Regions from separate parts of the Homo sapiens genome. Here region 1 is linked to region 2. A link is an interaction called in ENCODE POLR2A ChIA-PET data of the cell type or tissue named here. Cell type or tissue: K562. All regions are shown on one strand. Links, peaks and the distances in the headings refer to the core of each region. The heading gives the core; the rest is flanking DNA. Region 1 has its middle 37 kb from the start of SHB. Region 2 overlaps LOC107987064 (a long non-coding RNA gene).

The links. ChIA-PET counts read pairs that join two places held together with the same protein. Peaks named below come from ENCODE experiments on the same cell type or tissue, not always from the same donor. Only the 100,000 strongest peaks of a DNase experiment are listed, where the experiment ranks them.
Region 1: POLR2A ChIA-PET joins it to region 2 with 6 read pairs; 3 of 35 experiments call an interaction of 5 or more read pairs at or near these places.

Annotation. Positions count from the first base shown.
Region 1 is chr9:38,098,365-38,114,387 of GRCh38, forward strand. No RefSeq gene overlaps it. Among named protein-coding and RNA genes, the nearest start is that of SHB, 37 kb to the left of the region's middle. RefSeq lists an enhancer at 9,447-9,626. In K562, for the core only: no CTCF peak of the experiment used is centred there; a DNase peak (open chromatin) is centred at 9,787; H3K27me3 peaks cover 499 bases.
Region 2 is chr9:38,209,635-38,225,657 of GRCh38, forward strand. All of the region lies in intron 1 of LOC107987064 (a long non-coding RNA gene), which reads right to left. Among named protein-coding and RNA genes, the nearest start is that of SHB, 150 kb to the left of the region's middle. RefSeq lists a silencer at 2,264-2,464 and an enhancer at 4,253-5,133. In K562, for the core only: no CTCF peak of the experiment used is centred there; no DNase peak of the experiment used is centred there; H3K27me3 peaks cover 1,103 bases.

The DNA of each region.
Region 1 (16,023 bases), core at 5,100-13,099, 110 kb before region 2:
ATCTGCTTTTACCTTTACCATCTGCTAATTGGATTGATTGAATTAATTTCCTCTAACTATCTTTTTTAGTTGAATGCTGAGTTTTTAAAAATGTTTTTCTTATTTAAAAGCTAAAAGTATTTAAACCAATATTTAAACCCAAAAATTGTTCTCAGAATGTGGCTTTACCTATACCCCAAAAGTTATTTGAGCGTTGTATTTGTTTATGTTTGTTATTTATGTACAAACATAAATAACAACATGGTTGGATGTAGATTTTTAGTTTACAATCTTTTCCCTTCAAACTCTTGATGTTACATTATTTTCTTCTTGACTTCATTATTTCAGAGAACTGTGGCAATCTTATTTTTTTCATTTAAACATAACTTATTTTTCTCCTGCTATGATTAGCCTATAGAAATTTTCTTCTATTTATGTGTAACACATAGCTGGAGCTTAGTAAATCTACATTGGCAGACTAACTGAAGGAAAATTTCAGCAGTTTATATCAAATAGTACATCTCATTTATTTAATGAGTTGTCTGGTATTCTGTAATTCCTTTTCATCTGAAAGCTACAGTGTTTATTCAGTTCAGGGACATTTTCTTCTACTTTTTCTTTGATGATCATTTCCTCATTTGCTCTGTTCTTTTTCTTAGGAGTTCCTACTAATATCTGGATTCATCATTCAAGTCACTTTGATGTTCTCTGTTCTTTGAGCTACTGGAGAATGCCTTGTTTGTCTTTCCAATTCATAGAGACACAGACTTGATGGAGATTTGAAATTCAACAATTGTGGATTACATTTTAAAGCATTTTTTCCTAATTTAGTGGCTTATCCTTTTCTTAGATGCAACTGACATTTCTCTGTTCTCCTATCACTCAGGCTTTCTGAAGAACGTGACATGGACAACCACTACCCGTCTTCCTGAAATTCTTTTTTTCTCTTGTATACTCCGACATCACACTTCTTGAGTTTCCTCCTACCTGATGACCAGTCCATTTCAGCCTTTTGTCCTGGCTCCTCCTCTGCTCAGCTTTGAACTATTGAAACATTTCAACACTTGCGCCTGGGCCTTTTTTTCTTTTCTCTGTCTGCACAGTCTATCCAGAGCCATAGCTTTAAGTACCATCTTTCCTCTGAACAGTACCAAATTTGTATCTCTGGCCCATACTTTTCCCTGATCTTAGACTTATGTCTCCATGTTTGTAGCTCCACTTGGAAATCTAAAAGGCATCTCAAACTTCGCAAGGATAAAGAAGACCCTTGATTCTCCATCCCAAACCAATTTCTCATGTCCTCTCAATTTTCACCAAAGAGCTCAAACATTTAGTTGCTCAAGACAAAAGTATAGGCATTATTTCTATTTCCTGCTTTTCCCTATTATCACAGCTAATCCATCCTCAAGACCTGTTGATTCTCCCTCCAAAATGTGTCCTGAATTTGTCTACTTCTTTCAATCCACACTTCCATGGTCCTTGTTCCAACTATCATTGCAATAACTACCTGACAGGTCTCTTCATGTCTACTTTTGCCCTGCTGTAATCTGTTCTTTATATAGCAGCCAGAGTAATCTTTTAAAAACAAAAACTGATGCCAAAAAATTAGATAACCTAAAATGGAAAATTTCCTAGAAAGACACAAACAGTTGAAACTGACTCAAGAAGAATTAAAACATTTGAACAGAGTATAACAAGAAAAGATAGTGAATATTAAAAAAAAACCTTCCCATTAAAAAAAGATGATTTCACTGGTGAATTCTTCCAGATGTTTAAAGAAGAACTGACACTACTCTTCCCTAAAATGAGAACACTTCTCAACTCATTCTGTGAAGCCAGTATTATAATGATACTGGCTGTATAACTTACATAATACCCAAGTCAGACAAATACCACAAGAAAACAACAGACCAACATTCCTTATGAATATAGATGCAAAAATTCTCAACAAAATACTAGAAAAATGAATCCAACAACATATAAAAAGATTACACCATGATCGAGTGAGATTTATTCCAGGAATTTGAGGTTGGTTCAACATAGAAAAATCAATTTATTTAATAAACCATATTAATAGAATAAAATATAAAAACCATATGATCATTTCAATAGATGCAAAAAAGCATTTCACAAAATTCAACACCCTTTTATGATACTCAAGAAACTAGAAATTGAAGGGAACTTCCTCTACCAGGTAAAGTATATGTATAAAAAACCCACAGCTAATGTAATATGTAATGGTGAAAGACTGAAAGCTTTTTTTTCTAGCATCAGGAACATGATAAGAATGTCTGCTCCTGCTACTTTTAGTCAACATTATGCTGCAGGTTCTAGCCAGAGAAATCAGGCAAGAAAAAGAAATAAAGTACATCTAAATTGGAAAGGAATAAAAGTAAAACTAGCTGTTTTGCATGCAAATAGACGTGAACTACTATACATATGCTGCTTGACTTATGATGGGGTATGTCCCAATAAACCTATAGTAAGGTCAAAAAATCATAAGTTGAGCCATTGTAAGCTGGGGACTGTCTGCATAGAAAAACTTAAATTCATTAAAAAAAACTTAGAGATAATAAATGAGTTCAGCAAAATTTAGGATACAAGATCCATATACAAAATTCACTTGCAGTTTTATACACTTGCAAAGAAGAATCCAGAACTTAAGAAAATATTCTTCTTGTAACATCACACAGAACAAACCACTTAGAAGTAAATGTAACAAAAAAGGTGCAAAACTAGTAAACTAAAACCTATAAAAAATCACGAAAGAAATTAAAGAAAACCTAAGTAAATGGAAAGACATCCCATGCTCATGGATTGGAAAACTTAATATTGCTAAGATGGCAATACTACCCAAAGTGAGCTATAGATTCAATGCAACTTATCTCAAAATCTCAGCTGGCTTTTTTTGAGAAATTGACAAGCTAATCCTAAAATTCATATGGAAATGCAAGAAGCTCAAAATAGCCAACACAATCTTGAAGAAAAAAAAATGTTGGAGAAACCACATTTCTTAATTTTAAAACTTACCACAAAACTACAGTAATTAAGACTGTTTGATACTGGCATAAGGATAGACATATAGATCAATGGACTAGAAGTGAGAGTCCAGAAATAAACATCTATGCTCAATTGATTTTTAAAATTAATTTACTTTTAATTAACAAAATTGTATTTATGTTGTACATCATATTTTGATGTACATTGTGGGATGGCTAATCTAACAAACATATTTATTACATCACATACTTACCATTTTTGTGGTGAGAACATTTGAAATCTACTCTGTCAGCAATTTTCCTTTTTTTCTTTCTTTTTTTTTTTGAGATGGAGTCTCGCTTCGTTGCCCAGGCTGGAGTGCGGTGGTGTGATCTCGGCTCACTGCAACCTCCGCCTCACTTCCTGGGTTCTAGCAATTCCCCTGCCTCAGCCTCCTGAGTAGCTGGGATTACAGGTGTGTGCCACCATGCCCAGCTAATTTTTGTATTTTTAGTAGAGATGGGGGTTTCACCACATTGGCCAGGCTGGTCTTAAACCCCTGACCCCAGGTGACTCCATCCATCTCTGCCTCCCAAAGTGCTGGGATTACAGGCGTGAGATATTGTGCCTGGCCTGTCAGCAATTTTCAAGTATAGAATACAGTGTAGTCACTGTGTTCTACAATGATCTTCTGAACTTAATCCCACTGTCTACTGAAAGTTTGTATCCTTTGACCAATATTTCCTCAATCTCTTCCCCAACCCCTGAGTGCCAGCCCTTGGTAGCCACTATTCTATTCTCTGCTTCTATGAGTTTGACTTTTTTGTTATTTTTTTACTTTAATTAATTAATTAATTGAGACGTGGTCTCCCTATGTTGCCCAGGCTGCTCTTGAATTTGTAGTCTCAAGCAATCCTCCTACCTTGTCCCCGCAAAGTGCTGGGATTACAGGCATGAGCCACCATGATTAGTTGTTTGACTTTGTTAGAGTCTACATATAAATGAGAACATGTGGTATTTGTGTCTGTGCCTGGCTTATTTCACTTAGCATAATGTCCTCCAGGTTCATCTATGTTGTCACAAATGACAGAATTCTCTTCTTTTTAAAGTCTGAATAGTATCTCATTGTGTATATATACCACATTTTATTTACCTATTCATCTGTTGATGAACATTTAGGTTGATTTCATATATTGGACTTCTCCCTGCACTACATACAAAAATTAAGTCAAAATGCATCAAAGGCAAGAGATGAAACTATGAGACTCTTAGAAAAAAACATAGGTGTAAATCTTGTGGCCTTGGACTTTCTTAGTGCTTTCTTAGATACAACCCCAAAAGCACAAGCAAACCAAAGAAAAAAATAGATAAATTGGACTTCATCAAAATTAAAAACTTTTTGCTTCAAAGGACACTATCAAGAAAATGAAAAGCTGGGCTCAGTGGCTCATGCCTGTAATCCTAGCACTTTGGGAGGCTGAGGTGAGAGGATACTAGAGCCTAGGAGTTCAAGATCAGCCTGGACAGCATAGGGAGACCCCATCTCTACGAGTTATAATAAAAATAATTAGGTGGGCTTGGTGGTGCTCACCTGTGGTCCCAGCTACTTGGGAGGCTGAAGTGGGAGGATCCTGAGCCTGGAAGGTCAAGGCTGCAGTGAGCTATGATGGGGCCATTGTGCTCCAGTCTGGGCAACAGAGTGAGACCCTGTCTTAAACAAACCCCAAATCCCCACAAAAATTAAATAATTGCAAAAAATATTGGCAAAGGATTTGAATAGATATTTTTCCAAAGAAGATGTACAGATGATCAATAAACATATGAAAAGGTGCTCAACATCATTAGCCATCAGGGAAATGGCAAATTTAAAACCATAATGATAACACTTCATATCCTATAGGATGGTTATAATAAAAATATGGACAATAACAAGTGTTGGCAAATTGGAACCCCTCATACATTTCTGGTAGGAATGTAAAGTGGTGCAGCCACCTTGGAAAACAGTGGTGGTTCCTCAAAAAGTTAAACATAGAGTTATGTCTTAGCAATTCCCCTCCTAGGTATACACCCGAGATAATTAAAAACATGTTTAAACAAAAACTTCTACACAAATGTTGATAGCATTATTCATGATAGCCAAGTCAAAATAAAATGTCAATCAATAGATAAGTGGATAAAGAAAATGGAGTATACACACACTGGAGTATTATTCAGCCAAGAAAAGGAATAAAGTGCTGATACATACTACAATGTAGATGAGCCTTAAAAACATTGTAAATGAAGTCAGACCCAAAAAGTCACTCATTGTATGATTCCATTAATATGAAACAGTCTTAGTTAGCAAATGCATAGAGATAGAAAACAGGTTAGTGGTTACCGGTGCTGGAGGGAGAGAAAAATGAGTAAGAGCTAATGGGTGTGGGTTTCCTTTGGGGTGATGAAAATGTTCTAGGATGAGATAGTTGTGATGGTTGCTCAGCTTTGTGAATATACTAAACCCCACTGAATTGTATACTTAAAAGGTGAATATTTTGGTGTGTGAATTATATCTTAATTTTGAAGAAATGAAATGACCCATCCCAAAGCAGGAGCACTAATAAAGGTCTCATGGACTGGAATATGCTTGGCAAATCCACCAGACACAGATTCCTACTGTAAGGAGGGCCCTCACTTGCAGGCAGACAAGTCCCCTTTGGGATGGGAGGGGACTTAGATCAGAGGTCAGTGGGGCCAACCCTGAGCCCCAGCCCCCTGTTACGCCTCCCTGCCAAGTGCTCATCCGACCTCTGCTTGCTTGCTTGCCTGCCTCTTTTGACAGGGAGATCATTTCTGTTGAAGACAACCCCGTTGGTCTTAAACAACTTGATTTTTGAGAAGTTCTTTACTAAGAAAAAAAACAACTTCTTCCTGTAGCTTTCTTCTGGTTCTGTAGCAGAGCTGGTTCTGGCTCTGCCCTCTTAGACACAGAGAACAGGTCCATTCCCTCCCCTCCCTGACAGCCCTTCACGGACTGTCATACATGTATTCACTACAATCCTATGATCTGCTACTCTTTATCTTTAAGATCCTGGGCACAGCGGGCACTAGAGGGCCTGAATTGCCTTCATCAAAGCAAGAGATAATTATGTATCGCCATAATGCATTTTAAAAAATAAAAACAACCATCTACTTATGAGAGCTTTCCTAACAAAACAAATCTGAAGACCAAGAACTAAACTAGGAAGTTCTTTGAGCCTTTCAAAGTGGTGTCAGAGTATGGGCACTTAAAAAATAGATTCTGTCTAGCCTTTATTTTTATTTTTATTTGTTGATGGAGTCTCACTCTTGTCGCCCAGGCTGGAATGCACTGGTGCGATCTCAGCTCACCACAACCTCTGCCTCCTGAGTTCAAGCAATTCTCCTGCCTCAGCCTCTGGAGTAGCTGGGATTACAGGTGCCTGCCACCACGCCCAGCTAATTTTTGTATTTTTAATAAGGACAGAGTTTCACCATGTTGGCCAGGCTGGTCTTGAACTCCTGACCTCAGGTAATCCACCTGCCTCAGCCTCCCAAAGTGCTGGGATTACAGGTGTGAGCCACCATACCCAGCCCTGCCTAGCCTTTTTACTCTTTGTTTACATATAGTTCTAACACATTTGGCTGCCAGATTACTAGGCCATGGTGAATCCAAAAGGAGATGGAAGCTTCTGGAGGCAGGCTCCTCATTCCACCCTTTAAGTGATCTTGACTCATCCCCCTATTGGTTATCCCATACAAAGCTGCTGTTGGTGCCTATGCCGTCTGTGAAATTGTTCTAGGTCACCTTCAAATGGCCTGCCCTGTACTCCTCATCTTCCATTTTCCTGATTCCTATCCACCCCACCACTGCCCAGCCTTTTGTCCTCACACCTGGCCACTTCAATTGGTGGCCAGGTTTTGAACAAGCTATTCAAGCTGTGATTTTATTTTATTTTATTTTATTTTGAGACAGGGTCTCCCCTGTCACCCAGGAGTGCAGTGGCGGGATCATGACTCACTGCAGCCTCGACCTCCTGGGCTCAAGGGATCTTCCCATTCAGTCTCCCAAGTGACTGAGACTACAGGTGTGCGCCACCATGCCCTGCTAATTTTTGTATTTTTTGTGGAGACAGCATTTCGCCATGTTGCCCAGTCTGGTCTTGAAGTTCTGAGCTCAAGCGATCTGCCTGCCTCAGCCTCCCAAAGTGCTGGGATTACAGGCATGAGCCCCTGTGCCAGGCCAACTGTGATTTTAGTATTCAGCTTTTCCACTTACTGGTGGCATAGAAGTCACTTAACCACATTAAGCCTTGTTTTGTTTTAATCTGTAAAATGGGAATATAATGATTTCAATCGCACACATTTGTGTGTGAACGGTAGATGCCATAGTGTGTGTGAAGGAATAAGCAGTCACCAAGGGCAGCTGTTCTGATGATCTGGCCTCTGTTTGCCTGCACCATGGCAGTCGGTTGTGGCGGTCCCCAAGGGGAGACCTTGCTCTAAGCAGGCCCAGGATTTCAAAGGCAGGATTTAAGAGGACAACTGTGGTCATAATGGTAGTTGGAAAGACAGAGGTGAGAAAACTTTAAAACTCAGGCACTAAAGGACCCTTGTCTGGGTCCTTTAGCTCAATATCCCCTATCAACCTCCAAGAGTGTCATCTCCATAAAGCATCCTAGAGCCTAATGCCTGTGACTGTCCTCCCTTCATTTCCTAAGCAAAAGCGTATTGGTACTCATTTTGTGCCAGGTACTCCTGCCAACTGGAAAGGTAGAGATAGAGACCTCTGCCTTCAGGGGGCTCCCATTCTTGTTGAGCCTAAGTCAGGGGAGGAGGAAAAGAATAATAATTTATAGATACTGTTTAGGCTGAGCCTGGTGGCTCATGCCTGTAATCCCAGCACTTTGGGAGGCTGAGGTGGGCGGATCACCTGAGGTCAGGAGCTCCAGACGAGCCTGGCCAACATGGCAAAACCCCGTCTCTAATAACAAATACAAAAATTAGCCAGCCATGCATCTGTAGTCCCAGCTACTTGGGAGGCTGAGGTAGGAGGATCGCTTGAACCCGGGAGGCAGAGGTTGCAGTGAGCTGAGATTGCACCACTGCACTCTAGCTTGGGCAACAGAGCCAGACTCTGTCTCAAAAAACAAAACAAAAGACATTTTATGGTGTGTTTTAGAAAGATTTACCTTCAAAATGATTATACTTCTTAGTTTATATCTGAAATAATTATAGTTTTAAATATTTTAGCCAAGGGAAATCTTCAGTTATCATTCAATTTCGTTTAAGTGGAATGGAGAGTATCAGCTTTTGCTAGGTAACGATGAGTCACATTTAATGAGTGTTTACCATATGTCAGGCTCTATCCTAAGTGCCTTATAGTTCTCTTAAGTTCTTTGATCCATAACAGCCCTATGCAATGGTACAAATATTATTCTTGTATTGAGTATGAGGAAACTGAAACACAGAGGGGTTTAGTAACTTGCCCAAGGTCACATAGCTAATAAGTGGCAAGCTTGGATTTGAACCCAGGGAGGCTGGCTCCTGAGAGAGAAGGAGCTCGTAAACACTATATTTTAGGGTGTCCCATATAACAAAGACTTACTTTCTTTGGATTTTTTTACCAAGTGATCATTCATGTAATGTATGTATGGACACTGTCACAGAATGTGCAGGTCAGTCAGGACAAAGTGGGAAAATCGGACACTTGATATCTTGATTCCTTCCTTTCCCCTTGCGATTTTACAAAGAAGGAAATTAAAGCCCAAAGACGGGGCAGGGGACCGGCCACCACCAGGAGGGTGATGGGCTCCCTGCCTCCCTCACAGTTTTGGCCGGGTGCAGTGGCTCACACCTGTAATCCCAGCACTTTGGGAGGCCGAGGCAGGTGGATCACTTGAGGTCAGGAGTTCAAGACCAGCCTGGTCAACATGGAGAAACCCCATCTCTACTAAAAATACAAAAATTAGCCAGGCATGGTGGTGCATGCCTATAATCTCAGCTACTCAGAAGGCTGAGCGGGAGAATCACTTGAACCCGGAAGGTGGAGGTTGCAGTGAGCCAAGATTGTGCCACTGCACTCTATCCTGGGTGACAGAGTGAGACTTTGTCTCAAAAGGAGAAGAAAAAAAAAAAAAAGGGCCCAAAGACGCATAATGACTTCCTTAAGGTTACAGCATGAAAACCAGACTGGAGGTCAGAACTCAACCCCCAAGCTGGGCTTTTCCCAGTATCATTCTTCGTTCTTAATGAGCCCTGTATCAGACTCTTAAGTGGTTCTGAACTCTCTTTCTCTGTCTTTGTTTCACAGTCCAAAGTCTTCTTAACCAGAAAGTGCATTTCCTCTTCAGTACCAGTAACCCCTGGTTCCAACTGCGTCAAAAACACTCCCTAGGCTTTCTCATGGCTGTCTTACCTGCTTTGCTGGGGCTATTTATGGAGGAAGAGCACAGGATCTGTTTTGCCTTTCATCAGAGTCAGGATCAGAGCAGAGAGGCTAGGACACAAACATTGAACCCCGAGATCCGGACCACATGACTAGGGTGGCGGAAACTGGGGCCCAGCCACAGCCAAAGCCATGGGGAGGCCATGCCAGCACAGCCATCACCCCATCATCTCCTCCCCTGGCTGTTCGTCTAATCCTCAACAGTGCTGAGATGCCACAGACTAGAAAGTGCTACAAGAAACCACACGGATTTGAGTGTCACAGTTGTGTGTGAAAAATACTGAACCAACTCTGGACTGGGAGTCAGGAGGCCTGGCTTCCGGGCTTGGCTCTTCCACTGACCAGCTATGAAGGTCTGGGCAAGTTGACACGCCCCTCTGGGCCTCTGTTTTCTCATGCGTGATAAGAGGTTAATCAGCTGCTTGCCTATCCTCACAGGATTACTGTGAGGCTGAAAAACAAAAGTGACAATGCTTTGGAGATAACAAAGCAGTGTAAAGATGTAAGGAATATTGTCATTGCACTGAGCTGGACCCAAGGTAGCAGCAGCTCTGGATCTCCTGCCCTGGTGATAAAGAGTTGTAGAAAAGGCTTTATCCACTCCCTTCTGCCATACCAAGACCTGCTCCCTGGAAGAGATTTGGGCAGTGGGAAAACAGAGCCCAGCCTGGGATTGTTTCCAACACCATGTGTTGGCTCTTTGGAGCACTGTGCCAGGAGTCAGGAGCCTGGGCTTTGGGCCCTACTCTACTGCAAACAAGCTGTGTACCCCAGCTGGGCTACAGTGTGAAAACCTGACTCTGCTAGTGTGGCCTCCCCATGACTGTGCCCAGGTCACCCCAGTCACATGGTCTGGATCTTACGCCCAGCATTCCTTTCCTAGTCCCTGTGCTCTGATCCTAACCTGATTAGAGCCAAATGAATCCTGTGCTTTCCCTCCATAAACAGCCCCAGCAAAGCAGGCTGAGCTAAGTGCTGCCACGTAGCCTCTCTTGGCTTCGGTCAGCTCTAAAAGTCTGATGCCACAATCAGATCATCAGCTTGAACACAGGGAGGTGGATCAGCTCTGAGATCTGAGGAAGGGGAAAAATGGTGGAAAAATACCTACTAAGCATTAGGTCCTTTCCATGTAATTGATCTCACCTCATTTATTCAGCCCACGGTTATGCCAAGCTCTGCGGCTGGTGCCGGGTACCGGCCATAAACAAGACAGACCTGGTTTTCTGGAGATTACAGTGAAGCAGGAGAGGTGGGCGTAAAACAAATGTTCACACAAATGCAGAATGACAATTGTGGTAATGGTACAAGGAAGAGAATAGAGCTATGGGGAGGGACCTAACCAGCCCATTATGGAGCTGAAACTTGACAGAGAATAAGTAGATGCCCAGCTAGAAGGGGGCTAAGCTTCCATGCAAAGGGAACAGGCGTGAAGGCCCTGAGGTTGGAAGGAGATTGCCATGACCCAGAGACCAAGCAAGAAAGCAAGTGTGTGTAAAATGTGGTGAGCAAGAGGGGCTGTTGCTGGCACTGATGTTGAGGGCCTGGCTGAGCTCTTTCTCTTGGCTATACTCAGAAGCAGAGGTCTTGATCTTAATCTTGGCATTCCCCCCTCCACCCCCACCCCCCCCTTTTTTTTGAGACAGGATTTTGCTCTGTCACCCAGGTTGGAATGCAACAGCATGATTATAGCGCACTGCAGCCTCAAACTCCTGGGCTAAAGTGATCCTCCTGCCTTGGCCTCCCAAAGTGCTGGGATTACAGGTGTGAGCTCCCCTAATCTTGGCATCCCTTTACCTTGGAATATGAGCTCCACTGACTTAGATTTTCTGCATACAATTAGAATTTCTTATTCTCTGGACAATCTGATTTATCATATTCACCAAATTTGATAAACATTCACTTTTTTTCTGAAAAACAGAAAAAAAAGACTCGTCCCTGCTCTTCTGGTCCTTGTCTGGAGGACAGGCTGAAGAGAGGGCAGCTGGTGGGGCAGACACTTGATTAAGAAACTCAAGCAAGGCTGAGATGCATGCCACAGAAGAAGCGCAAGGGGCCAGGGTTCAAGGACCAGGTCTGACAGTTACAGGAACTTGTCGTGTTAATGGCCACATCTTTGTAATGCTTGTCATTCCCGTGTGGGAGAGTTTCCAGGGAAAAGTATAATTTAAGCTGAGCCTTGAGATGTGATAGGACTGTTTATTTTTAATACGTTTTTCCAACTTAAAAATATATGCGCCTAAAAGAAAATTTGAGAAAAAAAAGGACAAAGAAGATAATTATAACTATCCTTAATCCAGAGCAACGACAGTAAACATTTGAGGGAGTATCCTTCCAGGCTTCGTATCTATGTTTAACAACATTGAAGTCATTGTATATAGACAATTCGGCAGCACTTTCATCTTTCATTTCACACGTCAAGGGTCTTTGCCTAGGCCATTACATGTTCTTTAAAAATACAATATTTGATGGCTGTTTAATATTCAGTACTTTGGGTTTGTGTAATCACTTCATTATCAGATATTTTGGTAGTTTCCAAATTGGTTGCTACTATGAATAATGCTGAAATGAGCATTGAAGTACATAAAACCTGTGGTGGCATCTGGGTATTCCCTTAGGGCAGAATCTGAGGAGTGGAACTGCTGGGTCGAAGAGTGTGAACATTTCTATGGCCTTGGGTATTTACTGGCCCATTATGTTCCCACTCACATTGTAGGAGCTCCTCTATCTCACTGCCACCCACCACCACTATTTTCATTTTTAAATCTTTGCCATTTTGATGGAAGACAATGCTGTTGCTGAAGAATGCCTTTCTTTGACTAAAGATGAGTCTGACTTCGACCAGCAAAGTGCGGGAATGGGGAGGTGAGGAAGGGCACTGAGAGAACAGTTTGCTGCTGGCATGGTTCCTTTCCAGGCAGCTCTGTGGAGGTGTCAGGAATGTTTAGGAATTGCACCAAGGCTGTGTCATGTCACGGGTAACTTCTTCTCTGCTGTCTTAAGCACTTACAGCAGCCACGGCTCAGAGCACTTCCACCTGGAAGGAGAGTGTCTGTCTGAGATACCAGTTCTGTTTGCCCCAGAACGACCTCAGGAGGTGAGGACCCGTCCCAGCCAACACCAGTGCTTTTCTCTTAAAGGATGGATTTCTACAGCAAATTTCTCCAGTGAGACGGGGAGTCTACTTTCATCTTCTCTCTGAGAAATGAAATATGGTGAGGTGGGATTTGGGAATAAAAAGTTTTTGGAACATGACTTCAAAAACAGGACTTGGTATACTACTGGATAAAGCATAAAGTGGTTTACCCTTTTTGGAGGTCAATTTGGTCATATGTCTCAAATTGTAATGAATACTCTTTAACTCAATAATTTTACTTTTTTTTTTTCTTTTGGAGACAGGATGTTGCTCTGTCGCCTGGAGCTGGAATGCAGTGGTGTGATAATGGCTCACTACAGCTTCAATCTCCTGGGCTTAGGTGATCCTCCTGCCTCAGCCTCCTGAGTAGCTGGGACCACAGGCACATGCCACCATGCCTGGATAATTTTTTTAAGTAGACATGAGTTCTCACTATGTTGCTCAGTCTGGTCTTGTGATTCTCCTGGGCTCAAGTGATTCTCCCACTTTTGCCTCCCAAAGTGCCGGGATTATAGGCATGAGCCTCTGCACCCAGCTCCATAATTTTACTTCTAAGAATGTATTTGAGGAAGTAAACAGAGAAGAATGCAAAAATGTGCTGACTCTGGGTACACTGCCTATGAGTTAGCCCTGCTCCACAGGGATCAGTAATAAAAAAAAAAAAAAGTGCAAAAATGTGTGCACAAGGATGTGTACAGAAGGGAGTATTGTGGGTGTTAGTGAAAAGAATGGAAACAATCTAAGTAGGTGTCATCTATGTGCCTGAGAAATGAAGACATTTGCATGAGAAATTGTATGGAAGTCTGGGTTGAGGAAAGGGCCAATACTGGCTAAGAAAAAACTGTCTTGACCGGGCATGGTGGCTCACGCCTGTAATCTCAACACTTTGGGAGACCGAGGCAGGCAATCACCTGAGGTCAGGAGTTCGAGACCAGCCTGATCAATGTGGTGAAACCTCATCTCCACTAAAAAATACAAAAATTAGCCGGGTGTGGTGGCACATGCCTGTAATCCCAACTACTTGGGAGGCTGAGGCAGGAGAATTGCTTGAACCTGGGAGGTGAGGTTGCGGGGAGCTGAGATCATGCCACTGCACTTTAGCCTGGGTGACAGGATGAGACTCTGTCTCAAAATAAATAAATAATAAAAAAAAGAAAAAACTGTCTCGAAAATATCCAGCAGAGCCTCCTGCCTAACACCCAAGATGAGCCCTTCCTCCCTGATCACATTTGGCCTCAACAGCTTGCAAAGCAAAGCATGGCTTGAGCCTACCACGGGCAGGGACACGGTCGGCAGCCCATGTTAATCTGCATCCATGAGTAGGGAAAATGAGTCATTCAGCCAGGAGGGCGAGGCCTCTGTTGGGCACCAGTCTCTCCTGGTGCCTCTCAAGCTACTAATGTGGCCAGTAGGATAGTAGTTATTTTTCTTGGCCTGAACCATTCCAATAGGGGATCTGAATATCCCATTATCAGGCTAGTGTGCTATCCAAAACCCCTAATGAAGCATGGACAGAAAAATATCATCATATATCTTTCATGTGATTCAAAAGTTCCTAATCAGAGGACCAACCAGAGGAACTGTCTCTCTCAGAGATATATTGCAGGGAATAGAAGAAAATATTAGAAAATATTGAATTCCAAATGACAACAAACTTTGAGAGAACATTGCCTTTATTCATCATTCAAAAAGCATGTATTGAGTGTCCACCCTATGCTAACAGTGAACAAGACAGGCAAAGTCTCTGTTCTCATGGGGTTTACCTTCTAGGGTGGGAAGAAAGATAACAGAGAAGCAAATAATAAATGATGAATATGGAGTGCTGTGGTGTGGACTAATAGGCTAATGAGGCAGAGCGACTGAGGGAGGCACACTGGGGATAGTGAGAGTGCTTGTGGGGAATTGTGAGCTTAGACTTGGCATCTGAGAATGGACCAGCCCTGCAAACTAGGGGGTCTCAGGCAGGGGGAACAAGTACCAGGACAGAACAGAGGCCAGCCTTGCTTCAGCACAAAACAGGGAGACAGACGTGGGTGAGGGGGAAGAGGTGGGCAGGAACTAGGTCATCCAGGGTCTTATTCATTCTGAGAGCAGTCAGGCACAGTGGTTCATACCAGTAATCCCAGCACTTTGGGAGGCTGAAGTGGGAAGATTGCTTGAGGCCAGGAGTTCAAAACCAGCCTGGGCAACATAGCAAGACCCCATCTCTACAAAAAAATTTTAAAAAATTAGGGGGGAATGGTGGAGCACACCTGTAGTCCTAGCTACTCGAGGCTGAGGCAGGAGGATCCCTTAAGCCCAGGAGGTTGAGGCTGCAGTGAGCTATGATCACATGACTGCACTCCAGCCTGCGTGACAGAGGAGACCCTGTCTCAAAAAACAAACAAGCAAACAATCAAACAACAAAAAACCTCAACAAAACCCAAAAGCCATTCTAAGGGCAATTGGGGATTACTGAAGAGCTTTAAACAGGAGAGGAACATATATGGTTTGTGTGTGTGTGTGTGTGTGTGTGTGTGTGTGTGTGTGTGTATGTGTGTGCTGTTGCTTTTTAGTTTTAGTTTTATTTGTAATTTTAGTTTACTAGGAATTATAAAAAAAAGAGATATAATTGATATACATAAAGCTTCCTTTTTCAAAGAGCACAATTGAGTCTTTTTTTTTTTTTTTTGAGATGAAGTCTCTATCTGTCACTCAGGCTGGAATGCAGTGGTGTGATGTCGGCTCACTGCAACCTCCACCTCCTGGGTTCAAGAAATTCTCCTGCCTCAGCCTCCCGAGTAGCTAGGACTACAGGTATGTGCCACCATGCCCGGCTAATTTTTTGTATTTTTAGTAGAGATGGGGTTTTACCTTGTTGGCCAGGCTGGTTTTTCACTCCTGACCTCAAGTGATCTGCCTGCCTCAGCCTCCCAAAGTGCTGGGATTATAGGTGTGAGCCACTGTGCCCGGCCTTCATTCCTTTTGAAAGATTAATAATATTCCACTGTATAGATTTACCACATTTTATTTATTCTTTACCAGCTGTTGGACATTTGGTTTTTTTCTACTTTTGGGCTATTATGAATAATGTTGCTATGAACATTCATGGCTACATCTTTGAAAGGATATATGCTTTTCTGAATAAATGCTCCCTGGATTTTGTGCAAGCCTTTGGTTAATTTTCAGAGTTCTGAAAACGTTGATTCTGCCAGTTTTGGGCAGTATTTCCATTGCTTGTATGGAGCAGACAATTCTCAGAAGTCTTTACTCTGATAGTTTGCTGATGTCATGCTGAATCCCTTCATTTTTATTATTTATTTATTTATTTTTGAGATGGAGTCTTGCTCTGTCACCCAGGCTGGAGTGCAGTGGCATGATCTCGGCTCACTGCAACCTCCGCCTCCCAAGTTCAAGCGATTCTCCTGCCTCAGCCTCCCCAGTAGCTGGGACTACAGGCATGTGCCACCACACCCAGCTACTTTTTGTATTTTTAGTAGAGATGAGGTTT
Region 2 (16,023 bases), core at 2,626-10,625:
TCTCTACTAAACATACAAAACATTAGCCAGGCATGGTAGTGGGGCCTGTAGTCCCAGCTACTTGGGAGGCTGAGGGAAGAGAATCACTTGAACCCAGGAGGTGGAGGTTGCAGTGAGCCAAGATCGCACCCTGCACTCCAGCCACAAAAACAAATGAACAAACAAACAAAAAAGACGTTTAATTAGCTCACGGTTCTTCAGGCTGTACAGGAAGCATGATGCTGGCATCTGCTTGGCTCCTGGAAAGGCCTCAGGAAACTTACAAACATGTCAGAAGGCAAAGGGGGAGCAGGCACTTCACATGATGAAAGCAGAAGCAGCAGAGTTGAGGGGGTGCCACACACTTTTAAGCAACCAGATCTCACAAGAACTCACTCACTGCAAGGAGAGCACATAGGAGTTGTTGCTAAACAATTCATAAGAAATCCATTTCCGTGATCCAGTCGCCTCCCACCAGGCCCCATCTCCAACACAGGGACTGTAAGTTAACATGACATTTGGGTAAGGAGACACAACCAGACTATATCACCCATATTTCCCACCTATAGACTGATTTACTTTAGGACAAGGGCAGCTTTAATGTAAATGTACTCTTAGTGCCTAACCCAGTGCCTGACACCAATAATGCTTGATGATTAAATGAAGGAGGACCTGAAAAGAGGGAGCATCTGAATTGGGCCTTGACCAAGTGGTAGGATTTGGACACAAAGAGATGGGCAAAGGAACTCCAGAGAGAAGGTACAGTGTGAGTAAATTTCCAGTACAGGGGCTGGAAAACAGGAATGACATGATTTCATTTTGGCCCAAGCTTTTGATAGAGAGTAGCAAGAGCTATAGTGATATGTGATTAAAAAAAAAAAAAAAAAAAGAACTCCAAAAACATATGTAAAATGAATATTATCTTTCCAGAAGACTCATCCACTAGGAAGAGATGCAAGGCAATGTCTTACCCCAAAGCAAGATAATCTATGAATGGGTAGCTGATGAGATGATGGGGCAGAGCGAATACCTCCAGGACCCTCAGGGCCCTGCTGCTGTGTGCATCTGCCTCCTGTGAGGAACTTCTTCACTTGTAAACTCTTTCCAGAGTGTTACAGGCATTGAGAAGTCCAGCATCTCAGGGGTTAACTAGAGGCCTGTCTCTGTACCCTTGGGTGGTAGAAAATGACCCTGGATACTGTCAGGTGTAGCTTGGCCCCTGCTAGGAGGCAAATCCCACTGCTTTCTGGCTGGATGAATCTTGTCCCTTGAGGAATACTTGCAAAAATGGTGTTGCAATATAAAGCAGGGATGCTTAGTCCTCCATCCTTGGTCCCCACCACACAGAGAAAGGAAGGGGCTGGCCAGGGGTTTCTCCCCGCACAGGCCTTTCCCCTACCAGCTGCCTCTGCTGTTGCAGAGCTCTTTAAAATATTTAAACATCTTCATTATGGCGGGTTAGCCTTTTAAAGATTAACACTCCTCAATTATAAAAGCAGAGATATGTATCTTTGCTATGTCACCCCATGCCACCTTGTACTGGCCACTTCATGGCTTTTATCCCTTGGATCTATGATTGCCTAGTTACTTTCTGTCACCCCTACTGGGCCACAGGCTCCAGATGGCAGATAATTGGCCTCCACAGTTCACCATAAGATCCCCAAGGCCAGGCACTGGGCCTGGCCTTGGAAAATGCTTAATAGACATAATAGACAGTTGTTGAATAAATAAACTTGTAAAGAGTTCAGAAAAGAGAAGCTATGCTTGCCTACTACCCCAACAACCAGAGGGACCACTGCTAACATTGTCATAATTTTCCTTCCATGTCTTCTTTTATGCATGCATATATTCTATACTTTTGAATGAAGCTGTACTTTTTTTTTTTTTTTTTTTTTAGACGGATTCTCACTCTGTCGCCCAGGCTGGAGCGCAGTGGCGCAATCTTGGCTCACTGCAAGCTCCACCTCCCAGGTTCACACTGTTCTCCGTCCTCAGCCTCCCGAGTAGCTGGGACTACAGGTGCCCATCACCACACCCAGCTAATTTTGTTTTTGTATTTTTAGTAGAGATGGGGTTTCACTGTGTTAGCCAGGATGGCCTCCATCTCCTGACCTCGTGATCCGCCTGCCTCGGCCTCCCAAAGTGCTGGGATTACAGGCATGAGCCACACGCCCGGCCTGAAGCTATACTTCTTAATGGCATTTCTGCCATGTCATGAAAATTATTCACAAATACCATTTTTAATGGCTGCTCGATTTCCCATCATATGGAGACACCCTATTGTTGACTATTTATGTTGCATCCAATTTTTCACAGTTCTCCCAGAATAAGTATCTGGGTTGGGAAGGCATCCTTTTGCATTGGTTTTTGCTTATTTTCAAATGATTTTATTAAGCTAGACTTCCAGGAGAGGATTAAAATATATGAGCACTGTAAAAACTCCTGGAACATCTTGTTAGCACTGCTGCCCAGAAAGACTGGACCCGTGTCCCTGCTAGGTTTTATGTCAGAGTGAGCTGAGAAACTCAATGAGGCAGTCTGGGATAATGGCAAGTCACCGTCCTGGGCATATGAAAACCTGGGATGAGGGAGGACTTTGAACAGCCCCTCCCTTCTCTATGCTTCAGTTTCCTTTTCGTGCACTGGAAGGACAAGTATTGTGCTGCCTCATTCTCAGTGCTACTGTGTGAGTCCAATGAGGGGATACTTGGGACAAGGCTTTGACAGCTGAGAAACTTGGTTCTTGTTCTTTTTATTTTATGTTAAAAGGGACTAGCGTAACCAAGGGACTAACATTATTGAGGCAAACAGCATCTTCCCGAGAAATGGTGACTGCTTTTCTGTCTGCAGAACTGTGACCTTTTGGGAGACAAAAGATTTCAGTATTCATTGTCTTCTCACCCTTGATTGTCCTGCTGGGGTAGGTGGGGAGAAGAAGGAGGAGTAGGGGAAGACGACATTGACATCGGATCTGCAATTCCTGAGTCACTGGAGAAAAATGAACTAGGAGAAAAAGAGAAAGTTGCTACCAGAACTTTGGAAGAATTATTCCATGTGCTGCTCCCTCATGCATCCACTGACCCTAGGTGGGTCCCTTCTCATTCCCAAGCCTCAGTCTTCCCTCTGCATATTAAGGGCTCAGACCAGGATCCCTAACCAGCTTCCTCTGAGAGCCTGAGTGCGTGAGGCTGGGACAAGAGAGAGGGCTGTGAATTGATCTCCTCTGCACCATCTGCTGGCCTAGTCAACCTCTCAAGCCATCCCTGGTCTCTGGGCCTTCCTGGACACTAGAATCTCCCATGAGGATGTCAGTTTAGACTGACTTGAGGGTGAATTCACCTGGTGCAGAAGGTTGGGCTTTTAGATCCCTTTGTTGCAGCCTAAATCTAAGAACCAAATCTGAAACACTTCCTGTTCCTCCCCGACCCCATCAGTACACTCGAGTCTCTCTGACATGATGCCGCAGGCCCTCCATAATGTGGCTACAATCAACTTCTTGATAATAAGAGTATTTCTACTCCAGGTAGTTGTGAGGACCACACAGTACATGTGCATAAAGCATTTAGCATGATACTCAGCCAGCACATAGTAACCACTCAATAAATGGCAGCTGCTATTAGTTATCACTACCACTGTGACTTACTCTCTTCTCCCTTTCCTTTTCTCCAATGCCTATCCTGGCATGTGGCCTCATGCCCTTGTGTCTGCACAGCCTTTCCCCTCTGTATGGAGAGACCTCAATTCATGTCTCCCACTTTGTGCCCATTTTGGGGTGTAATTGCTGAGTGGAATTGCCCACCTTGGGAAGATGGTCATTTCTTGCTGCTTTTCTTTCCCCCAAACTCATATGGTGGAATTTGCTTATGTCTTGAACTTATGGTGTGACTCCACTGTAGGGGGGACACAAGTGCTCAGTCAACAAAGGAGTCATTGGCTCTAGGGGGTCTCCCCACTAGGTTATGAGCTATTGACGGCTGAATCTGGGTTTGTCCTCCTCTGCACCCATAGTGCTGACACCATGCTTATACATAGGCAGTTTCAGAAAAATCCATGTATTTAAAACAGATTTCTAGAACATCCATCAAGTGTCAGGCACTGCTCTGGGCATTGTGGATAGGATGGTAACCAAGATAGACACACGTCCCTGCCTTCCTGAAGCATGTATTCCAACTGGGGAGACAGGAAAAAGAACAATAAATGACTTAGTTAAACACTATTTCTCTTTGTCTGTTTCTATGTCTGGAGGAATTTCCTTTGCATTGGGAGGGTGTGTTTGTGAGAATATGTTTGGCTAGTTTTTAGTAGCCATATAGGAAGAGTACTCAGGAAGCTGAGGTGGATCTCAAAGAGATGAGCAGTTATCCTCCAGAAAAGGGAACCCAGGATAGAACTAGAGGTCAGTGACAGCTAGTGCCACAGGGCAGAGAAGGGAAAGACGGTGTTGAGGTGGTTTTGAATACAAGTCCTCCTCTGAATGGCTCTAGGGCACATTCCAAATTGCAAGTGCTGATTTGCAATGGAGCTGTTTTTCACTTGGACAACTTTATATATTGTGCTCCAGGGTGAACAACAACAGGGATGTATTTACTTAATGATGTGGGGAAGGGCAGCCAGTAAATAAAATAATCACAAAGTGTGACAAGCACTTAATAAAGGGGCCTGAGATGAGGCTGGAGGAAAGGCAGGGGCCGATTAGGCTGGGTCTCAAGACTGTGGTGAGGGGCTTGGACTTTATTTAGAGTGAATCAAAGACCAGGGGAGAGTTGGGATCTGATTTTGCTTTAAAGATCACTCTCACTGCCATGTGGAGTCAGTTTGATTTAATTGAATCAAATATTTCTGGAGAGCATCCAAATAAATTGGCTTCTTGAAGCCATCACCTCCCCCTGCTGAGTTTGACTAGCTCCTGGTAGAACTGGGGACCCTAATTTCCCAAGGAGACAAACATCCAATTTCTGGTTTAGATTTGCATTAGAAAGAGACCTTAATTACTCTGATCTCTAACACCTCTGAGGAGCCGATTTGAGCTTTTCAGATGCAAAGAGTGTTAATTGGCTAAGGGGCCCAGCTGAGCTGAACCCTCACCAAGTGGGAAGGGGTAGAGGAAGGAGAAGGGGAAAGGGGTTGGAGAGAGGAGGGGACACCTCGCATTTGTCAGGTTTCCTGGAGATCTGAAGGGGAGTGTGAGGGGAATTGATACCAACAGTTTGCCCACTTTCGATCCTTCAAGTCTCCTCCCACTCTTCCTTCAAGATCCAACTCACTCCCACTGTCCCAGGAAGCACCCCCGCCCCCCGTCCCCACTCCCACCCCCGGATTTCCTTTACCGCTTCCTAGGCGGACAGTGCCTCCAGGGACTCCTGGTTTCTAATCATGGCCCTTGGATGGCCCTTCCACTTGGAGGGCAAGGCTTCTATCCCTTGCAGCTTCATCTCCTTGCACAGCCCAAGGTGAGTGCTCGGAAAATGTGAAATGAATGAATAATAAAACAAATGATAATGTTAATGATAATATAATAATAAAAGCCACCACTTATGTAGTGCTTCCCGTGATTCTACACTGCTGAGTCTCAGAGTCAGAAAGCATTTACTCCTGCTCTCCAATTCCTGCCATAGCCAATCTCCAGCATAAATCACCATTGATGGTTATGTATTTATCTGTGGGATTGTTTAATACTAACCTCCTCCATGAAGACAAAGAACCCCTGCCTGTTTTGTTCACCACTCTATCTGCAGTGCCTAGCCCAATGTCTGAACCTAAAAGGCTCAATAAACATCTGTTGAATGAGAGAATGCTTGCATACATCCAGTGATGGGAAGTTTACTCTCTCCTAAGGAAGTCTTGCTCATGTATGGTTCCTTTTCCTGTTAGTTCTTCCTTTTACTGAAGAACTAACATTCGTTTCCCTGGAGCATCCATTTAACACTGATGCCTGGATTCTCTCACAAACAGCTTGCCACCTGCCCCTACCCCACCACCACGGGGCTGCAAGGCTATGATTTATAAATGTTTCTTTCTGTATGTCCTGTTCGCTTGCTATATGTGCCTGGTCACTCCCTCTGGACACAGTCCAGATGGTCCTGTTTCCTCTCACAGTAAGGCCTGATAAATATGTAAAGATGAGACTCTCACTTCCCATGTTCTAGGAATTACATTTCTATAATGCAACTCTTCAAATGTAGTTGCCTCTACTCTGTTTAAATAAAGATATAAGGCACCAATAAGGAAGATGAGTTGACCAATTGAGGTCTTTTCTACAGGTGTAGAAAATGTTAATGGTGGGTATATGGGGAATACAACTTTTTTTTTTTAAGTGAAAGCAGGTTTACAAAGAAAGTACGGGGTATACAAATTTTAAAAGTTGTAAAACTTTTCAACTTTTTAGTACGTTTGAAATTTTTCAAAATAAAATGTTGGAAATAGGAAAAATCCAATAAAGTAATTAAAATGGAATACTAAAAAAAATTAACCACAAAAAAGACAAGAAAAACAGAAAAAAAGAACAGGACAAATAGACAGCACATAGCAAAATGGCCATTAAAGTCATGTTAAATGTATTAAAGTAATGTTAAATGTAAATGAACTAACCATTTCAATTAAATGGCAGGAATTATCAGACTGGTTAAAGGAATAAGAGCTAATTTTCTGCTGTCTACAAGCAATACTTAAAAACACAAAGACATAGGTTAAAAGTAAAAGGATAGAGATTAGGCAAAAGCACTAATTATGAGAAAGCTGGAATGGCCATATTATCTGATGATAACATAGACTTTGAGACAAGAAGTATTATCAGAGATAAACACACTTCATTACAAAAAGTGGGTCCAGTTCATGAGGACAATAAAAGAATGATAAAATTTTTAACACATATAATAATAAATGTGAATGTGGGTAATAACAGAGCTTCAAAATACATGAAGCAAAAACTGACAGAAATAAATGGAGGAATAGATAAATCCACAACCATAGTTTCTATTTTTGTTTTTGTTTTTTGAGACGGGGTCTTAATCTGTTGCCCAGGCTGGAGTGCAGAGGCACAATCACAATTCACTGTAGCCTGGTAACTCCTGGGCTCAAGCAATCCTCTTGCATCAGCTTTCTGAGTAGCTGGGACTACAGGCACATGCCACCATGCCCAGCTAATTTTGCCATTTTTTGTAGAGATGGGGTCTCACTATATTGCCCAGGCTGGTCTCAAACTCCTGGGCTCAAGTGATCCTCCTACCTTGGCCTCTCAAGTGCTGGGATTACAGGTGTGAGCTACCACCTAGCCCTACAACTATGGTTTTTATGCTCTCAGTAATTGATAAAACTGTTAGAACAAAAGTAGTAAGGATAAAGATCTGAACAACATTATAAGGCACTTTGACACCAAGAACTGTATGTAGAATACTGATTTTTTTTTTTCAAGAACCCATGGAACGTTCATTAGGATAGACCATATGCTGGTTTTCAAGTGTAATACATTTTAAAAGATTGAACATTTATACAATGTGTTTTACAAATAATGATGAATATGAAGCTACAGATTGAAGAAGCCCAATGGGCCCCAAATACAAGAAACATGAAGAAAATGATATCAAGGCATGTTATAATCTAAGAGCTCAAACCTTTTGATAAAGAAAAACTTAAGCCAGGTGCGGTGGCTCACACCTGTAATCCCAGCACTTTGGGAGGCCAAGGCAGGTGGATCACCTGACGTCAGGAGTTTCAGACCAGCCTGGCCAACATGGTGAAACCCCGTCTTTACTAAACACAAAAATTAGCTGGGCATGGTGGCAGGCACCTGTAATCTCAGCTACTTGGGAGGCTGAGGCAGGAGCATCACTTGAACCTGGGAGATAGAGGTTGCAGTGAGCCAAGATGGAGCCACTGCACTTGAGTATGGGCAACAGAGTGAGACTCAGTCTCAAAAAAAAAAAAAAAAAAAAAAAAAAGATAAACGAAAACTTTAAAAAGCAGCAGGAGCTGGAGCCACAAGAAGAAACAAAAAGGAAAAAGAAAAGAAACAAGAATGACACCTCTGAAGGACTGAAAGAGAGAAAAGTCTGTCAACCTAGAGTTTATATCTCAGCAAAAAGATCATTCAAAAGCAAGAGCAAAATAAGAACTTTAAAAAATACATAAAAACTGAGGGAATTCTTAGTTGGCACACCACACTATAAGAAACACTAAAGGAACTTGGTCAGACAGAAGGAAAATGACACCAGATGGAATCATGAATTAATGGAAAGTAATTAAAAACATTAGAAATGGTAACTGCATGGTAAACAAGATTTTTAAATATTATTTGAAATTCTGTTAAAGATAATTTACCGTTAACATGAAAATAATTGCAATGCAACATGGCATTTATAACATGTAAAAGTAAATGCATAACGAGACAAATGTTGAGAGTGGGGAAATGGAAATATTTACTATTGTAAGGTTCTTTTTAAAATGTTTTCGTTTTTAATTTTTGTGAGTACATAATAGGTCTATATATTTATGGGTTACATGAAATATTTTGCTATAGGCCTGCAATGCGTAACAATTACATCAGGGAAAGTGGGGTATCCGTCTCCTCAAGCATTTATCCTTTGTGTTACAAAACAATAGTTTTTTAGTTATTTTAAAATGTACAAGTAAGTTATTTTTGACTATAGTCACCCTGTTGTGCTAGCAACTACAAGGTTTTATTCATTCTTTCCATCTTTTTGTACACATTATCTATCCCCACTACCTCCCTGCCTCTGCTACCCTTTCTAACCTCCAATAATCATTCTTCTACTCTCTCTCTCCATGAGTTCAGTTATTTTAGTTTTTAGCTCCCAAAAATAAGTGAGAACATGAGAAGTTTGTCTTTCTGTGTCTGACTTATTTCACTGAACATAATGACTTCCAGTTCCATTCATGCCATTGCAAACGAGAGGATCTCTTTCTTACGGCTGAATAGTACTTCATTGTGTATATGTATCACATTTTCTTTATCCAATCATCTGTTGACGGACAGTTAGGTTGCTTCCAAATCTTGGCTATTGTGAATAGTGCTGTAACAAATATGGGAGTGCAGCTATCTCGGATATACTGATTTCCTTTCTTTTGGGTATATACCCAGCAGTGGAATTGCGAGATCATACGGTAGCTCTACTTTTGTTTTTTTTGAGAAACTGCCAAACTGTTCTCTATGGTGGTTGTACTAATTTGCATTCCCACCAGCAGTGTATGAGGGTCCTTTTTTCTCCACATCCTCACCAGCATTTGTTACTGCCTAACTTTTGAATAAAAACTATTTTAACTTCTCATTGTAGTTTTGATTTGCATTTCTCTGATGATCAATGATGCTGAGCACCTTTGCATATGCCTGTTTGCCATTTGTATATTTTCTTTTGAGAAATGTCTATTCAGGTTTTTTGCCCATTTTTAATCAGATTAGTAGATTTTTTTCCTATAGAGTTGTTTGAGCTCCTTATATATATTCTGGTTTTGTTTTGTTTTGTGTTTTGTTTTATTTTGTTTTGTTTTGAGATGGAGTTTCACTTTTGTCGCCCAGGCTGGAGTGCAATGGCATGATCTCAGCTCACTGCAACCTCTGCCTCCCAGGTTCAAGCGATTCTCCTGCCTCAGCCTCCCAAGTAGCTGGAATTACAGGTACCCGCCACCATGCCCAGCTAATTGTTTGTATTTTTAGTAGAGATGAGTTTTCACTATGTTGGCCAGGCTGGTCTCAAACCCCGGACCTCAGGTGATCTACCCACCTCAGCCTCCCAAAGTGCTGGGATTATAGGCGTGAGGCACCGCGCCTGGCCTATATTCTGGTTATTAATCATTTGTCAGATGGGTAGCTTGCAAATATTTTCTCCAATTCTATGGGTTGTCTATTTACTTTGTTGATTGTTTCTTTTGCTGTGTAGAAGATATTTAACTTAATGTGATCCCATTTGTCCATTTTGCATTGGTTGCCTGTGCTTATGGGTTCTTACTCAAGAAATGTTTGCCCAGCCCAATGTCCTGGAGAGTTTCCCCAATGTTTTCTTGTAGTAATTTCATAGTTTGAGGTCTTAGATTTAAGTCTTTAATCCACTTTGACTTGATTTTTGTATATGGTGTGTGACAGGGGTCTAGTTTTATTCTTTTGCATATGGATATCCAATTTTCCCAGCACCATTTACTGAAGAGACTATCCTTTTTCCAAGGTATGCTCTTAGCACCTTGTCAAAAATGAGTTCACTGTAGATGTATGGATTTATCTCTGGGTTTTCTATTCTGTCGCACTGATCTATGTGTCTGTTTTATGCCAGTACCATGACATTTTGGTTACTATAGCTCTATAGTATAATTTAAAATCAGATAACGTGATTCCTCCAGTTTTGTTCTTTTCGATTAGGATAGCTTTGGCTATTCTGGGTCTTTTGTGGTTCTATATAAATTTTCAGAGTGTTTTTTCTATTTCTGTGAAGAATGTCATTGGTATTTTGATAGGGATTGCATTAAATCTATAGATTGCTTTGAGTATTATGAACATTTTAGCAATATTCTTCCAATCCATGAACACGGAATATCTTTACCTTTTTTTTTTGTCTTCTTCAATTTCTTGCATCAATGTTTTATAATTTTCATTGTAGAGTTCTTTCACTTCTTTGGTTAAGTTAATTCCTAGGTATTTAATTTTATTTGTAGCTGTTGTAAATAAAATTACTTTCTTGATTTCTTTTTCTGATTTTTTGCCATTGGTATATAGAAACACTACTGATTTTTTGTATGTTGATTTTGTATCCTGCAACTTTACTTCCAAGAGTTTGTTTATCAGTTCTAATAGTTTTTGGTAGAATCTTTAGGTTTTTCCAAATATAAGATTATAACATCTGCAAATAAGAATAATTTGACTTCTTCCTTTCCAATTTGTATGTCCTCTATTTCTTTCTCTTGACTGCTCTAGCTAGGACTTCTAGTACTATGTTGAATGAAAGTGGTGAAAGTGGTCATCCTTGTGTTCCTGATCTTAGAGGAAAGACTTTCAGTTTTCCCCATTCAGTATGATACTAGCTGTGGGTCTGTCATATAGGTTTTTGTTTTTTGAGATGCAGTCTCGCTCTTTCACCCAGGCTGGAGTACAGTGGCACAATCTTAGCTTACTGCAACCTCCGCCTCCCAGGTTCAAGCAATTCTCCTGCCTCAGCCTCCTGAGTAGCTGGGATTACAGGTATGTGCCACCATGCACAGCTAATTTTTGTACTTTTAGTAGAGATAGGGTTTCATCATATTGGCCAGGCTGGTCTCAAACTCCTAACCTCAGGTGTTCCACCCACCTCAGCCTCCCAAAGTGCTGGGATTACAGGCGTGAGCCACCATGCCAGGCCCATATACGGTTTTTATTATGTTGAGGTATGTTCCTTCTATCCTCAGTTTTGTTTTAGGGTTTTTATCATGAAGGGATGCTGAATTTTATCACATGCTTTTCCAGCATCAATTGAAATGACTATATGTTTTTGTCCTTCATTCTTTTGATATGATGTATCACATTAATTGATTTGTGTATGTTGAGCCATTCTTGCATCCCTGGGACAAATCACACTTGGTCTTGATGAAAAATCTTTTTTTTTTTTTTTTGAGACAGAGTCTTGCTCTGATGCCCAGGCTGGAGTGCAGTGGCACTATCTTGGCTCACTGCAACCTCTGCCTCCTGAGTTTAAGCGATTCTCCTGCCTCAGCCTCCCGAGTAGCTGGGACTACAGGCGCATGCCACCACGCCTGACTAATTTTTGTATTTTTAGTAGAGATGGGGTTTCACCATGTTGGCAGGCTGGTCTCAAACTCCTGACCTCAGGTGATCCACCCGCCTTGGCCTCCCAAAGTGCTAGATTACAGATGTGAGCCACCGTGCCTGGCCGATGAGCAATCTTTTTAAGTGTTGTTGAATTTGGTTTGCTGGTATTTTGGTGAGGGTTTTTGAGGCAATATTCACCAGTGATACTGGCCTATCATTTTCTTATTTTGATGTATCTTTTTCTGGTTTTGGTATCAGGGTAATACTGGCCTCATAGAATGAGTTTGGAAGTATTCCCTCCTCTATTTTTAGGAATAGTTTTAGTGGGATTGGGATTAGTTCTTTTTTTTTTTTTTTTTTTTTTTTTGAGACGGAGTCTCGCTCTGTCACCCAGGCTGGAGTGCAGTGGTACAATCTCGGCTCACTGCAAACTCTGCCTCCTGGGTTCATGCCATTCTCCTGCCTCAGCCTCCCGAGTAACTGGGACTACAGGCGCCCGCCACCGCACCCAGCTAATTTTTTGTATTTTTAGTAGAGACGAGGTTTCACCGTGTTAGCCAGGGTGGTCTTGATCTCCTGACCTCATGATCCGCCCACCTCGGTCTCCCAAAGTGCTGGGATTACAGGTGTGAGCCACCGCGCCTGGCTGGGATTAGTTCTTCTTTGAATGTTTGGTAGAATTCAGTAGTGAAGCCATTGGGTACTGGGCTTTTCTTTGCTGGGACTTTTTATTACAGCTTCAATCTCATTACTTGTTGTTGGGCTGTTCAGGCTTTGGGTTTCTTCATGTTTCAATCTTGATAGATTTCACGTGTCTAGGAATTTATCTGTTTCTTCTAGATCTTCTGATTTATTGGTGCATAGTTGTTCATAGTAGCCACTAATGATCCTTTGAATTTCTGTGGTATCAGTTGTAATGTCTCCTTTTTAATCTCTGATCTTATTTATTTAGGTCTTCTCTCCCTTTTTCTTTGGCTAAAGGTTTGTTCATTTATTTTTTCAAAAAAACAGCTTTTTGTTAAATTGATCTTTTGTATTGTTTTCTTCATTTCAATTTCATTTATTTCTGCTCTGATCTTTATTATTATTTTTCTTCTACTAATTTTGGGTTTGATTTGTTCTTGGTTTTATAGTTCTTTAAGATGCATCATTATTTATTTGAAGTTTTTCTTATTTTTTTGAGGCACTTATAACTATAAAATTCCATCTTTGTACTGCTTTTGCTGTATCCCATAGGTTTCGGTATGTTGTGTTTCTGTTATAATTTGTTTCCAAAAAATTTTTGATTTTATTCTTAATTCATTCACTGACCCACTGGTCATTCAGGAGTATATTGTTTAATTTCCATATATTTGTGCAGTTTCCAAAAATCCTCTTGTTATTGATTTCCAGTTTTATTCCATTGTGGTCAGAGAAAATGCTTGATATTATTTTAATTTTTGGGAATGTTTTAAGACTTGTTTTGTGACCTAATATATGATCTATCCTTGAGAATGATCCATGTGCTAAGGAAAAGAATCTGTATTCCGTAGCCCCTGGATGAAATGTTCTGTAAATATCTATTAGGTCCATTTGGTCTATGGTGCAAATTAAATCTAATGTTTCTTTGTTGATTTTCTGTCTGGAAGATTGGTCCAATGCTAATAGTGGGGTTTTGAAGTCTCAAGATATTTTTGTATTGGGCTCTATCTTTAGCTCTAATAATGTTTGCTTTATGTATCTGAGTGCTCCCATGTTGGGTGCTACATATTTAAAATTGTTATATTCTCCTGCTGAATTGATCCCTTTATCATTATATAGTGACCACCTTTGTCTCCTCTTACAGTTTTTGTCTTGAAATCTATTTTGTCTGACATAAATATAGCTAACAATAAAAGAAAATAAACAGCCTGAATAAACAGTCCAGAAATAAACTCACACATATATGGACAACTGATTTTTTTTACAAAGGTGCTAAGAAAAGACAACTTTTTAACAAAAGCTAGAACAACTAGATATTCACATGCAAAAAAACCCCACAAAACCAATAACTTACATCTGTACTTTGTACTATATACAAAAATTAACTCAAATGGATCAAAGACCTAATTGTAATCCTAAAACTATATTTTTAGAAAGAAGCATGAGAGGAAATCTTTGTAAACTCATATTAGGCAAAGATTTCTTAGCTATGTCACCAGAAGCACAGTCTATAAAAACAAATTTGAGGCTGGCACGGTGGGCTCATGCCTGTAATCCCAGCACTGTGGGAGGCCGAGGCCGGTGGATCACCTAAGGTCAGGAGTTTGAGACCAGCCTGGCCAACACGGCAAAACCCCGTCTCTACTAAAAATACAAAAATTAGCTGGGCGTGGTGGCATGCACCTGTAATCCCAGCTACTCAGGAGGCTGAGGAAGGAGAATCACTTGAACCCAGAAGGCAGAGGTTGCAGTCAGCTGAGATCGTGCCACTGCACTCCAGCCTGGGTGACAGAGCAAGATGTCATCTCATAAATAAATAAATAAATAAATAAATAACAAAAATTTGATAAATTGGATTTAATCAAGTTAAAAACTTCTCTTCAAAAGACATTGTTATGAGAGCAAAAAGATAAGCAACAGTCTGGAAATGATATTTGGGATTCATATATCCGATAAAGGATATGTATCGAGAATATGGAAATCTCAAAATCTAATAATAAGAAAACAAAAAATCCCACTTAAAAGTGGACAAAAGAGTGGTACAGATGCTTCAAAGAAGGCAAATTAGAACATAAGATGCTCATTATCATTAGTTATCAGGGAAATCAAATTTAAAACCACAGTAAGATACCACTGTGTACTTATCAGAAAGGCTAAATGTCAAAAGACTGTCCATACCAAGTGTTGTTGAGAATGTGGAGAAATTGGAGCTCTCATCCACTGCTGATGTTGATGTAAAATTGTACTACTATATTGGAAAATAACTTGGCATTTCTCAAAAAGTTATACTTTATGATCCAGCCATCCTACTCTGAGGTGTTTACCCAAGACAAATGAAAGTATATGTGCATTAAAATATTTGCACACAAATATTCATAGCAGCATTATTTGTCACTCAACAGGTAAATGGATAAATTATAGCACATCCATACAATGGAATGCTATTCTGCAATAGAAAGGAACAGACTATTGATAGAAATGTGGTGCCTACCTCAGAATGAATCTTAAAATAATCATGCTGCAGAAACAAGACAGACAAAAAAAGAATACATGCTGTATGATTTCACTTGTATAAAATTCTAGGAAATGCAAACTAATCTGTAGTGACAGAAAGCCAACCAGTGAGGATGAGGTGGGGAGGGATTATGAAGAACAAGAGGAAAGCTCTGGGGATGAAGGAGAAGCTCACGGTCTTGGTGATGGTTTCGTGGGTGTAAACATATGTCAAATCTTATCAAGTTGTATACTTTAAATATGTACAGTGTATTCATGTGAATTATATTTCATAAAGCTGTTAAGTATAGTTGAGTCTTAATGAGGCATATACCAAAAACAACAAAAATTCTTGAACCTTGTCCTTGATCTACTGATACACATTACCTGGGAGGGAGGCTCAAGGCTGCAGTTTTGCAGTTCTGACACACACACCACCACTTGAAAGCCTCTGGTCCATGGAGCTGAAATTCCTCCCAGTGGCCTTGCCAGGCTCCCTTTTTCTCTACCTGCTTCCCATGAAAGCCTCAGGTTTCCCAGTCCCCATTTCATTCTCTGAGCTCCGGCCCACCCAGCTGTCTGAGGTTCCCTGACGGGCCCAGGCTCTTGGCCTCTGGGCCTTTGTAGCTGCTGTGTCCTCCCCCTGGAGCACCCCTGTGCTCTTCTTCAGTTGACTGGTTCCCAATGGTGCTTCAAAACCCTGCTCAGGAGGCACCACCTCTGGAACGCCTTCCGGACACCCCGCCCCAGGTTGGAGGCTCCATCTTTTCCACTAGCTTTCCCTGTGAACCTCTCCGAACTTTGGTTTCTTGATCTCTAAACTGAGCTTAAAAATAATGCCTACCTCACAGGATTGTTTTGAAGACTCAATGAGATAATGTAAACTTTTTAGCATAGTTGTTGGTGCATATTAGAATTCAACAAACAGTGGCCACTCTGGTGTGGCTGGTGCTATTATTATTCTCCATCACTCTTGTCATCTTCTCCTCCTTGTGTCCCTGGAGGCCTCTGAAAATGTCCCACAGAGCACACTGGTGGCTGCTGTTCAGTCACTTGTCTGCTTCCTCCCCTAGACCATGACTTCCCTGAGGACAGGGGTGCACCACAAGCATTCAGTGAGTTCA